Linked DNA regions of Homo sapiens: region 2 is linked to region 1. A link is a loop called in an ENCODE intact Hi-C map of the cell type or tissue named here. Cell type or tissue: heart right ventricle. All regions are shown on one strand. Each heading gives the region's core, and the rest is flanking DNA. Links, peaks and the distances in the headings are about the cores only.

Region 1 (5,390 bases), core at 148-5,147:
GAAGGATAGCATTAACTAGAAATACCATTTGACCCAGCAATCCCATTGCTGGGTATATACCCAAAGGATTATAAATCATGCTACTATAAAGACATGTGCACACGTATGCTTATTGTGGCACTGTTCACAATAGCAAAGACTTGGAACCAACCCAAATGTCCATCAATAATAGACTGGATTAAGACAATGTGGCACATATACACCATGGAATACTATGCAGCCATAAAAATGGATGAGTTTATGTCCTTTGCAGGGACATGGATGAAGCTGGAAACCAACATTCTCAGCAAACTCACAAGGACAGAAAACCAAACACTGCAAGTTCTCACTCATAGGTGGGAAATGAACAATGAGAACACTTGGACACAGGGTGGGGAACATCACACAGCAGGACCTGTTGGGGGGTCGGGGGCTGGGGGAGGGATAGCATTAGGAGAAACACCTAATGTAAATGACGAGCTGATGAGTGCAGCAAACCAACATGGCACATGTATACCTTTGTAACAAACCTTCACGTTGTGCACATGTACCATAGAACTTAAAGTATAATTAAAAAAAATTTATGTGGCTATGAATGACAATAAATGGAGCTGATGGAGTATGCATTATTGCTATTATTTAGCCTCTGTACTGGGCAAATAGATTGTATGGTAGTTAAAATCATGGGCTCAAAAACCAGACTCCAGCAATGAGCTGTGTCACTACTCTGTGCCTTGATGTGTAAAATGTGAATTCAAACAGTGATACCTGAGAGGATTACTGAGACAAATCAGGCAAGCAAATTTTAGAACAGGTCAATAAAAATTGATAGGGAAGAGAAAAGAAAGACAGCAAAGGTGGGCCAGTGAGTGTTCAGAAGATGGGTCAGTGAGTGTTCCGGTGTGTGCATGTGTCCTTAAACTCAAGAGTGCTTTGAAAAAAATCTTTATAATTACATTGCCCATTTGCTTTCAGAAAATGAGATTATTTATTCATTTTTCAATCTCAATTCATTTTTCAATTAGAAAGCTCATTTACACATTTGGAATCTGTCACAATCGCAAGGATGTGGAACCAACCTGTGTGCCCATTGACCAATGAATAGATAAAGAAAATGTGGTATATATACACCATGGAATACTACTCAGCCATAAAAAGGAATGAAATAGTGTCTTTTCCACAACTTAGATGCAACTGGAGGCCATTATTCTAAGTGAAATAATTCAGAATACCATTATGTTCTCACTCATAAGTGGGGGCTAAGTTATGAGGATGCAAAAACATCCAGAGTGATATAATGGACTGACTCTAAGGTCTCATGGAGCGGGGTGAAGAATAAAAGACAACATATTGGGTACAGTGTACACTGCTTGGGTAAGGAGTACACTAAAAATCTCAGAATTCACCACTAGAGAACTCATCCAGGTAACCAGCAACCACCTATACCCCCCAAACTATTGAAATAACAAATTCGGAATTTGAGATTTAAAACTTGATTCAAATACATTTCTTATTTTTTTCCAGCAGTGTATTGAAGTAATGAATGAAATCATGTTAGAGTTTTCAAACCTCAAAGGCTTAGACTCTAAGTGGTAGGTCAACAAACTATTGCTTTCCTATGGTTCTAGCTTTTGCACTAATTTACTGCTCCAGGCCATTATGACTTCTTTTTCTTTAGAATCCCATTGTACTTCTTTAACCTTGCTTCATCTGCTCTCTCGCATTTGATGATTAATAATAGAGGACAAAAAATATATATTTTTTAAATACCCAGGTTTCTCATTATCAGCCACAGCGCATCAATATGAAAATCTCTTTAAAGGCAAGAAAAAATGCTTTCAACAGGAACAAGTGGACCTCGAAGCGCACGTCTCTGCCATATCGGTCGTTATCACTACAACCAGCCATGCTTCCATCTCTTTCATATTACCAAATGTAGTGCTGACAGAGAGGTGGGAGAAACTTAACCTTTTGGCAAACAGTAGATAGATATGAAAATAGAACCAAGCAAATATATCCAGTTCCCCATAACCTCTCCTCAAAGGACCTCACTAAAGTTGATATCACCTTGGCTCCCATGACAACCCCGACAAAGATAAATAGGTGTCAAATATGCATTTGCTCCTAAGGCCTCTGGGAATTGCTACCGAACACAAATGTGAAATTCAGGCTGAATTAATCTCCTGATACGCCACTTAAAGAAAAAGCCACAGAATGTGGGCTTGCCAACCTCAGCAGCCGCTAGTCATGCTTCTGTAGGGCTGTCAGCACTCTCTAAAAAAGTAGGTTGATAAAATTAAGCAAGCAGTTTCTGCTGGCATTTTCACACCCCATGAAACACATGTTCTGTTTATAATGCAAACATGACTTCAGAGTTATGGGATCTTTTAAGGATTTATGCTGATTAAAAGATTTCTGATCTCAGGCTTATGGTCTCAAAATGTAAAACTTGGTTGAGCCTACAGCAAGCAAGCTCGGGCTTTTCTCTGAAGAGAAGTTTAGACAAATATCTAGCAAATTTGAGCCACGAAGTTAATCCTTCTACAAAAAGCAGTACTTTCCTTTGCCCTTCGAACACTCTAAAATAAATTTCTGGTCCCCGACTTAACATAGGTGCAACAATCAAATTCTGTTTAGTAGGGGTATTGTCTGCTGTGGAGAGAAAAAGAGCCTAAAGTGGAAGCTATTTTGGGGGTCACTTTTGCTTTTATATAATGTGATGATACCAAATAAAAACAAAAGTATTGTACCTAAGACAAATTCCACCAAATGTATGTATTAGTTACACTCAGTGTAGTACAGTAATTAAGAGTTAAGCTTTAAAATCTGATGGTCTGGCCAGGCATGGTGGCTTACATCTGTAATCCCAGCACTTTGGGAGGCCGAGGCGGGTGGATCACGAGGTCAGGAGATCAAGACCATTCTGGCTAACACGGTGAAACCCCATCTCTACTAAAAATACAAAAAATTAGCCGGGTGTGGTGGCGGGCGCTTGTAGTCCCAGCTACTCGGGAGGCTGAAGCAGCAGAATGGCGTGAACCCAGAAGGCAGAGCTTGCAGTGAGCCGAGATCGTGCCACTGCACTCCAGCCTGGGTGACAGAGCGAGACTCTGTCTCAAAAAAAAAAATAAAATCTGATGGCCTTTATCTGTTGGTCTTATTTTTATCTGGTTTAAAATGGGGACAACAATAGTAGTATATGCTTCACTGAGTACATATGAAGATTAAAGGAAATCATATCTAAAAAGCAAAGCTCACAGCACAAGATGAGACACATATTGCATAGTCCATATATAATAATAAAATATATGCTATATGAATGTAGAATAAAGCAGTCAGTAGGACTCAAGACTTCTAGCATATATTTATTGCACATATTCTGTATCCTGCATGGTAAAATTACTGTCAGGATGGAGAAACTCTAAGGAAAGGAGAGAAAGTTGTAGGTTCACAGAAGATGATAGGTTCTGCAGAAGAACCAATAGTGTAGCAGAGAGATTGCTAAGATTCAATATTCTGTTTTCTCCATGTCTCTGAATGTCAGTACTTTTCTCTCCAGAAAGGAAAAAAGCTGAGAAAATGGTTATATTCATGTTAAATAGAGCTCAGAACAGAAAGAGCTTATAACCTCTTCCTTTGGCCAATAGAGTTAATTCAAATTTTTCCTCCTCCTCTCTTGCTGTTTTAGGTACTAACCCAAAGTCTCAAAATGATACTCTGACTGTCTCCTTGCAGTGTCCTCTGATAGCAAAATGTCAAGTAAAGGGAATAGACATAGGCCAGAAACCTTGGGGGTGAGCCTAGCTGTGCAGCTTATTAGCGCATGACACAAAACCCTCTGATCCACAGCTTCCTCACTGAGCGTGGAGGTTTAGCTGACTTGTGGCTGTTCACATCCAGGCACTTGGCTATCTAAGTACAAAAGAAATTGTTCTTGCTGTATTTTATTATTTTTCCTTTCCAGAAAAGTTATATTTATAAATGTCATAGTACATAGCTGAAAAATGACTGAAAAACTAACCTGAAATTGTGTAGGCTATAATCTCAGGCTGCTTTGAGCTTTTGTTTTAGAGAATTCTGGAGGGCCAGGCTCTGTATTTTTTTTTTAATTTTCACATAATTTGTTCAGAAAAGCACAAGGTGAAAATGCCTCAATCTTGGACAAAGCTGTCCTACTTTCATATAAAAAAGGGAATATTAAAATGTGACAATTGTGATTATTGAGAGAGTTTAGTATAGCTGTGTCCTCGGTCGAAAACACTCCTGTTAAAATCATTGTTTTTTCCATCCAACCTCATAGGTTCTTAGGAAGTCATAGGCAATGGGAATGACTCTTGAAGGTCATTTTTCTTAAATCAACCATACCTTCTCTGTTCACCTTCTATCTAACTCCCCTGTCTTGCTTTCTCTTTAAACTTTACATGACTGAAATGGAATGAATCAACCTACTCTGAAAGCCCATTTCCCAGTCCCCAGTGGGCTCTATTTGAACTTTATTACTTTTAAAGTATACATCATGCTTCCAGTAACATGAAAAGAAAATGACCTCAGAGTGGCAGCCTCTGAGTTTAAAAGATTTGGACTCTAGAGCAGAAAATCTCTTGTTATGCTCCTCAACTGAAAAGGCTGCAAAGCCTCAATGTATGTTGAAGAGTTTTTATTCTCCTGTAAGAAAAAAAAAAAAATAGAGGATGTTTATATCTTTGCTGAAATCCTAAAAAGACCCAGGTAGAAAAGTTTCCATTCCAAGTCTCTGTTCCTGTTGTGTCATTTTAAGTAGAATAAATGAACAGGATCTGATCACAGTCTTGTGAATGTGAAATAACTCTTGAGTGATGGGAAACAGCACAACCACCCCCTTCTGTCTGCATCACTAGTCTCCAGGGGTACCCTGGAACACTGCCCATGGATCATCATTCTTCCCTTCCCATCCCTACGGTTGCTTTGCAATGAGGCTGATACATGGAGCTCAGGCATTTGTGGCACTCGGCCTCCAAAGCATTCTGGACTGGGCTGGGGGTGAAGAAGGTGATTCAGAGCCAAAGCACGGCTCTGCTGCCAGAGGTCCAGTACTGATGGCTGCTGCCTGGGTTTGCCTAGTAAGGGCTGCAGTCTCATTTCAACAGTAAAAATATTAGGGAGGAAGAGAGGTTGAAGTTCCTAAACCTACCCTCATAAACCATCACCTCTGACTGTCTACCCTTCAGTCCTGCTGAGTGGATTTGGGTGCTTCTCACTGACCCCATTCATGTTCTAAATAAGCAAATGGATGCTTGGTTTAGAAAGATCAGGTTGTATGGAAGTGAACTGATCTAACTTAATTGTTGTGAGGAGAAGGCCTGACATCTGTGGGCAGGGAGTAGGGTCTCTATGAAAAGTGCCCATTTCTGAAATCAGTTACCTAAAGAACA
Region 2 (5,390 bases), core at 156-5,155, 210 kb before region 1:
AGGTCCTGCTCCTAGCAGAGCAGGCCTACACCATAGCCCATGTGCCCAGGGAAGCAGCTCAAGGGCAGTTCTGCAGTCAAATTTATGCTCACTTTTAATTACATGCAAATTAAGGGGCAGGTTGTTCAGACTTTTCTAGGAAAAAGCTTGTATTTTTCAGGTCATTGGCTTGGAAAGGGGTGGTAAACTCTGGGTGTTGCCATGACAATGGAAAACTGAGATGGCACTGGTGGATGTGTCTCCTGGAGAGATGCTTTCACCTCTTCCTTGTTTCAGCTATTCTTCAATCTGGTCAAGAGTCGAGTCCCCACCTCCTACCTCAACTGTGTGTTTTGTGCTAGTCTTGCTGATTATGGATTATGTCTTTCTGTATTTTCCTTCCTATCAAGTATATCTGTTTCTGTGGAAAACTTTTCCCTAATGACAGATCCATTGAGGAAAAAAAAAAATCTCAAAAACTCACCTATTATCTTAATAATCCAGAGGAATGCATTTCAAATGGTGGGATTCAGACATCAAAAGCAGGCATTTCTCTTGCTTCCTATAACGTATTTTTTTGTACCTACCAGCCAAGGAATAGAGAAAGACCTTCAGTCTTGGAAAATATTTCCTCTTTCATTACATCCTTGGAAATTCACAAGATTTGGGATCCATCATGATTTCTCAAATATTCGCTATCACTTAAAGTACATGTTGCACACAGATATGAAAGGTCAACAAGAAAGATGGCTTTCCGGTCCTTAACTCTTTTGGAGTAGTTACCTTTTCATCCAGTTCCTGAAAGCAAGAAACCAGAGAGTAAAAACAGTGTGTGCTCCTGACAGCTGCAGTACTGAGATAACTGCAATTCCTCAGGAAGAGACACGTCATAAGAATTGATACAGTGACTTGAATTAACTGAGGTAATCTTGACACTGATCATCGTGTTATCTTCCTAGAGTTACATACTGCTGAATTCCTTTTCTTATATTTTAAAATGTTAACTAATTTAATATTTCTTCTTTGCCAGAGCAAAATTAGAGAGAAGTAAAGTTTTCTTTGACCCCTAGCATCTCTCTGCTATTCTTTTTGATAATATTTATAGTTCTGTTGGCCTCCATTACAATAATACCCCCTATTTTTTTGGGTAAATGAAATAGAAGATCTAATACTAATACACTGACATCCATGATGTTTCCAAGATAGGGAGGATTATGAGAGAATTTATAAATGTTTTAAAATTAGGCAATAATACTTAAGATTATTTTTCTAAAAAAAATAGAGCTAATACCTTGATTTCCTAATATGAAGTAAGAATTTTTTTTTTTTTTTTACGTTTCAACTGTCAAATAAAACTCTCAAATTTTCCTGGTGTGTTAGTTCAAAATAAATGTGCACTTGTTTCATTATCACAAGATTCTCTAACTATCCTCTCCATATTTATTTCACTAATATGATAAGCATTGACGTCAATACTCTTTCCTTGCTTCCAACTCTATTCACTCCATGATGGTATCAAATCGTTTCCTGAATGAGAGAAAAAATCATAAATATTTTATTGTGGTCGAATCATGATGTCAAGTGCTTCCTGATTGTCTCTTTGAACTGTTTATTTTTTGCTTTTTAATGGGCCGTGGTTTGGTAAGAGTGTGTTGAATGAATGAGATTTTTGGATGTTGACATTAGTCATGCCATTTGGAATATTTCAAACATGAGTTTAATTTTACCTGGCCTAATATTTTTATTTTCTGCAGGTTGCAGTATATTACTTCTAATATACAGCAAATATTCATTTGTTTTATACTTATGAATTATATTTTCACTTTGTATCCAACTTAATGTCTATTGAGGTATAAATTAGTTGTTTTTAAGGTACTCTGTTCAATGGCCTGTACCAGCCAAAGAAGGCTTCTAGCTATTTACCTTTGACTACGGTATTTTACTCCAAGAAATTTCAAGTTTAGTTTTAGGAGAAACAAATCTTCTAGACCCTTGATAGCTTCTAACGGAATTGTTCAGTATCATAATATACTAGCTAATTCTTAAAAGGCAGTTTGGAACATCTTAGGATTCAGAAAAAGACTATTTAAAATGCAAATACTAAATACTACTCAGCATTTATCTAACGTTAATGCTAACACTAGACCTCAGCATGAAAGTTCATGCAGCCAAGCTGGGACTGAAAATACCTGTAAAATATTCACAGTAGTATAATTAATAGGATGATTTTTAAATAGGGCACATTTATTTTAAAATTATAATAATAATAATTATTACTTTTCAAATAAAGCTCTCAGTTTTGCTAAATCATAATAGTGGATTCTTCTACAATAACCTTCATTCGAAAACATGTACATGTCTAAGAAGTAAATTAGATTTCTGTAAATTACTCGGTTTTCACTTTATTGATATAAACTCTAAAATTGATAATTAAATCAGAATTCTCTGTTAAGAACTATATCTAAATTAGTGATGGCCTGTTTGATGGAAAAATGGACTTTTTACTGTTCAAAAGCAAAACATAAATTTTAAAGGCTATTCTCACAAAGCACATAAGTCATAAAATACAGTACAGAGTCAAATATCCAACTCCAATCCATATCAGTCCTCTAACATAGTTAAAACTCAAAGATCCAAGTTTCAATTTGTAAAACTCTGGGGCCCCTTACAGCAGTTTTAGGGATTATTTGAATTTTAAAATGTTAAATTCTGACTTTACAATACTAGCAAGAACTGTAGTTTATGAAAAATAAATTGAAATTCTGGTGTGCTTGTCCACCATTATTATTCACTCCTTATCCCTCCCAATTCACTCTCTGCCTGCTTTCTGCCTAGGGAGCTTAATTCTAAGGACCGCACAACCTAGGGTCTTTTTCATTGGTTTTTGCTGAGATCACCCAGTGAGAGTTACCAGGCAGAATAAATAGTAGTCATATATCCCCTTCCACTTTTTGGCTGGGTTGTCTGTCTTTAACCGTAGCTTTTGCAGGATAACCCTTCTCCATCGTCTATAACTGTCATAAGATTTGAGTAACACAACTTTCTCCCCTCTTATCTGCAGGCTTAGGAAGTTTCTGGCTGAGCTTCCTACTATTGGCGAGTTTCTGGGCACTCTGCCATCCCCTCATGATTCTGTTGAACCTACCCTTACATCAGCAAATATTTCTTTTATTGAACTCTCTTCAACTAGCTCTTTGAGTTAATTAATTGTGTCATCTGTTCCCTGCCAGAACTCTGCCTAGTATACCTGGTTTGGTCTTCCTCATTGCCACCCCCAGATAAATTGGTCACTCAGCCACTCAGCACCATTCCTTCCATCAGTAGTGTAATAATAACAATAATACCAGCAAAATGATACTAGCTTACTACATGCCAGAGTGAGTGGTTCAGGCATGCTAGAAAATCTGCCAGGTATTTTATCGTTATCAATTACATGCTCACAGGCATCCTAGGAAACAACTACAATAGTTATTTCCAATTTACAGATGAAGTAAGTAACTTAACTGAAGTCTTGGCCAGTAAATTGTGAAGCAGAGCTTCAACCCTTGAACACTGACTGTAAAAATTATACTTTGAACTGCTTGACTCTCATTCTTGTCTGTAACCAGCTTCCTAAATGGCTGAAGTGACTGGTGAAACGAGGAGATTTTTACCTTAAAATCTGAGCATTCACTTTGAATCTAAGCATTCCCTTTATCTTAAAAAACCAAGCATTCCTTTTATCTTAAAATTTTATACCTCCATGATTAAAATATGACATCCAAAATACTAAAATTAAACGAAGAAGCATCTCTACTATGAATAAGATATATTATCTACAAATAGTTGGTAACTTGGAAGCACAGAGTGACTGGCATACAATCTGAACATATGTGCTATTGGACAGAGAAGATCTCATAAAAATGACTATTTCTGACATAAACAAGGATGGCAGCGACGAGACTCAGACTTGCGGAATGTAGCTAAAGGCTCCAAAGTTGTAGGGGAGTAGTGGAAAAAGGAAGGACAGACCAAAAGAGAATCCATCAATAGCAGCTCTTCAGAGTTTGATAGCCTGGGTCGGAGGATACACACCACCTGTTTTGCATACTTATCCAAGGCCTGTCTTTCTAATTCAAGCTTCCATTTTATTTTCCCCAATATCATCCACAACAGTATTTGTGAGTTTAATGAAATGCTGAAGGACTATATTCTTTAGAGCAATGGCCCTGAGAGATTTGTATTATCATCACCAAGAATCACTTTTAGCCTAAGGATTTTAGAAACAGAACCAAAATTATCCACTGCTTTGGGTTGGACTGGTATCATCTTTTTAAAGAGTACCTTGCAATTCTGTACTTTAAGACTTTCCTTATTCATTGCATTCTTTCAATTTTTATTTTCCTTTCTATTTTTTTTCCTTTCTCTGATTTACTTATTCTCTCATCTTTAAATCTTTCTTTCCCTGAGCCTCAGCTGATAGGAGTTTCAGGAATCGGAGCTATCTATCAGTTGAACTCTTCACCGATGACAACAGTAATGACAAGAGCACCTGGAAGTCCTGTTCTCCAAGGTGAGTAATGCTATCCCTTATTGTGTTCCCAGCCTTTTATGTTCTCTCTTCTTATCAGGAAACAATGTTTCTCATTCAATTTTAAAAGTCAACAGATTAGAATGGAAGTCAGACAAAAGCAATGCTGTGCGACCGTCCAGTTCCAACTCAGCTTTCATGACAAGGCCTTCGTACCCCTTGGACAAAGGTGTATTTAGAATTTGAATTTAGAAATGTGCCTGTACTAATACGATTTCCATCTGATGTAAACAAGTATCGTTCCCTCAAACAGCACTTCTCTTTAAAATAAATAGTAGCATGATATATTTAAGGATTTTTTTTTTTCTGCTTTGACTATTAGAACAAAAAACAAAGAGCTGCCTAGATAGTCAAAAAACAGTGGGACATCCGTTCTTGCCAGTTAAGGCATCTCTTTAATCACTTAGGAAGAAAAACACTGACGATAATTTTTAAGACACGTTGTCAAAAGTGTTCAAATGAATAAAGGCTTGGGAGTACCTAGTACTAAGGAAAATGGCGTGAGAGCCTAAATCAGAATGGAGACTCACAGAGAAAACCTCACTTCTCCCATCATGTGTTAACCAAGTGTTTCCAAAAAGGCATAGATATGCCTTTTTGATTATAATAGGTGTTTATTTTAATGAGTTTAAGAAAATATTTAAATAACCCACTGAATTTAGGATTTCACTCTACTGAGGTTATGAGACAAAGAAATAATTTACATTACATTAAAAGTTTCACTTTAGAGAGAATGTCAGTACCCACGACATTAACATAGAGCAAACACATGATTGTATATGGTTGACAGAAATTTAGGCACCATGTTCTATCCTAAGCATTAGATATACATTGCCACCTA

Evidence for each region. Peaks named below come from ENCODE experiments on the same cell type or tissue, not always from the same donor. Only the 100,000 strongest peaks of a DNase experiment are listed, where the experiment ranks them.
Region 2: a loop joins it to region 1, with 2.6 times the contacts of the local background. A loop is called at or near these places in 7 of 110 quality-filtered maps.

What each region holds. Positions count from the first base shown.
Region 1 is chr17:70,307,172-70,312,561 of GRCh38, reverse strand. No RefSeq gene overlaps it. Among named protein-coding and RNA genes, the nearest start is that of KCNJ2, 140 kb to the right of the region's middle. In heart right ventricle, for the core only: no CTCF peak of the experiment used is centred there; a DNase peak (open chromatin) is centred at 2,198; H3K27ac peaks cover 1,322 bases.
Region 2 is chr17:70,519,782-70,525,171 of GRCh38, reverse strand. No RefSeq gene overlaps it. Among named protein-coding and RNA genes, the nearest start is that of KCNJ2, 350 kb to the right of the region's middle. In heart right ventricle, for the core only: no CTCF peak of the experiment used is centred there; a DNase peak (open chromatin) is centred at 3,091; H3K27ac peaks cover 2,228 bases.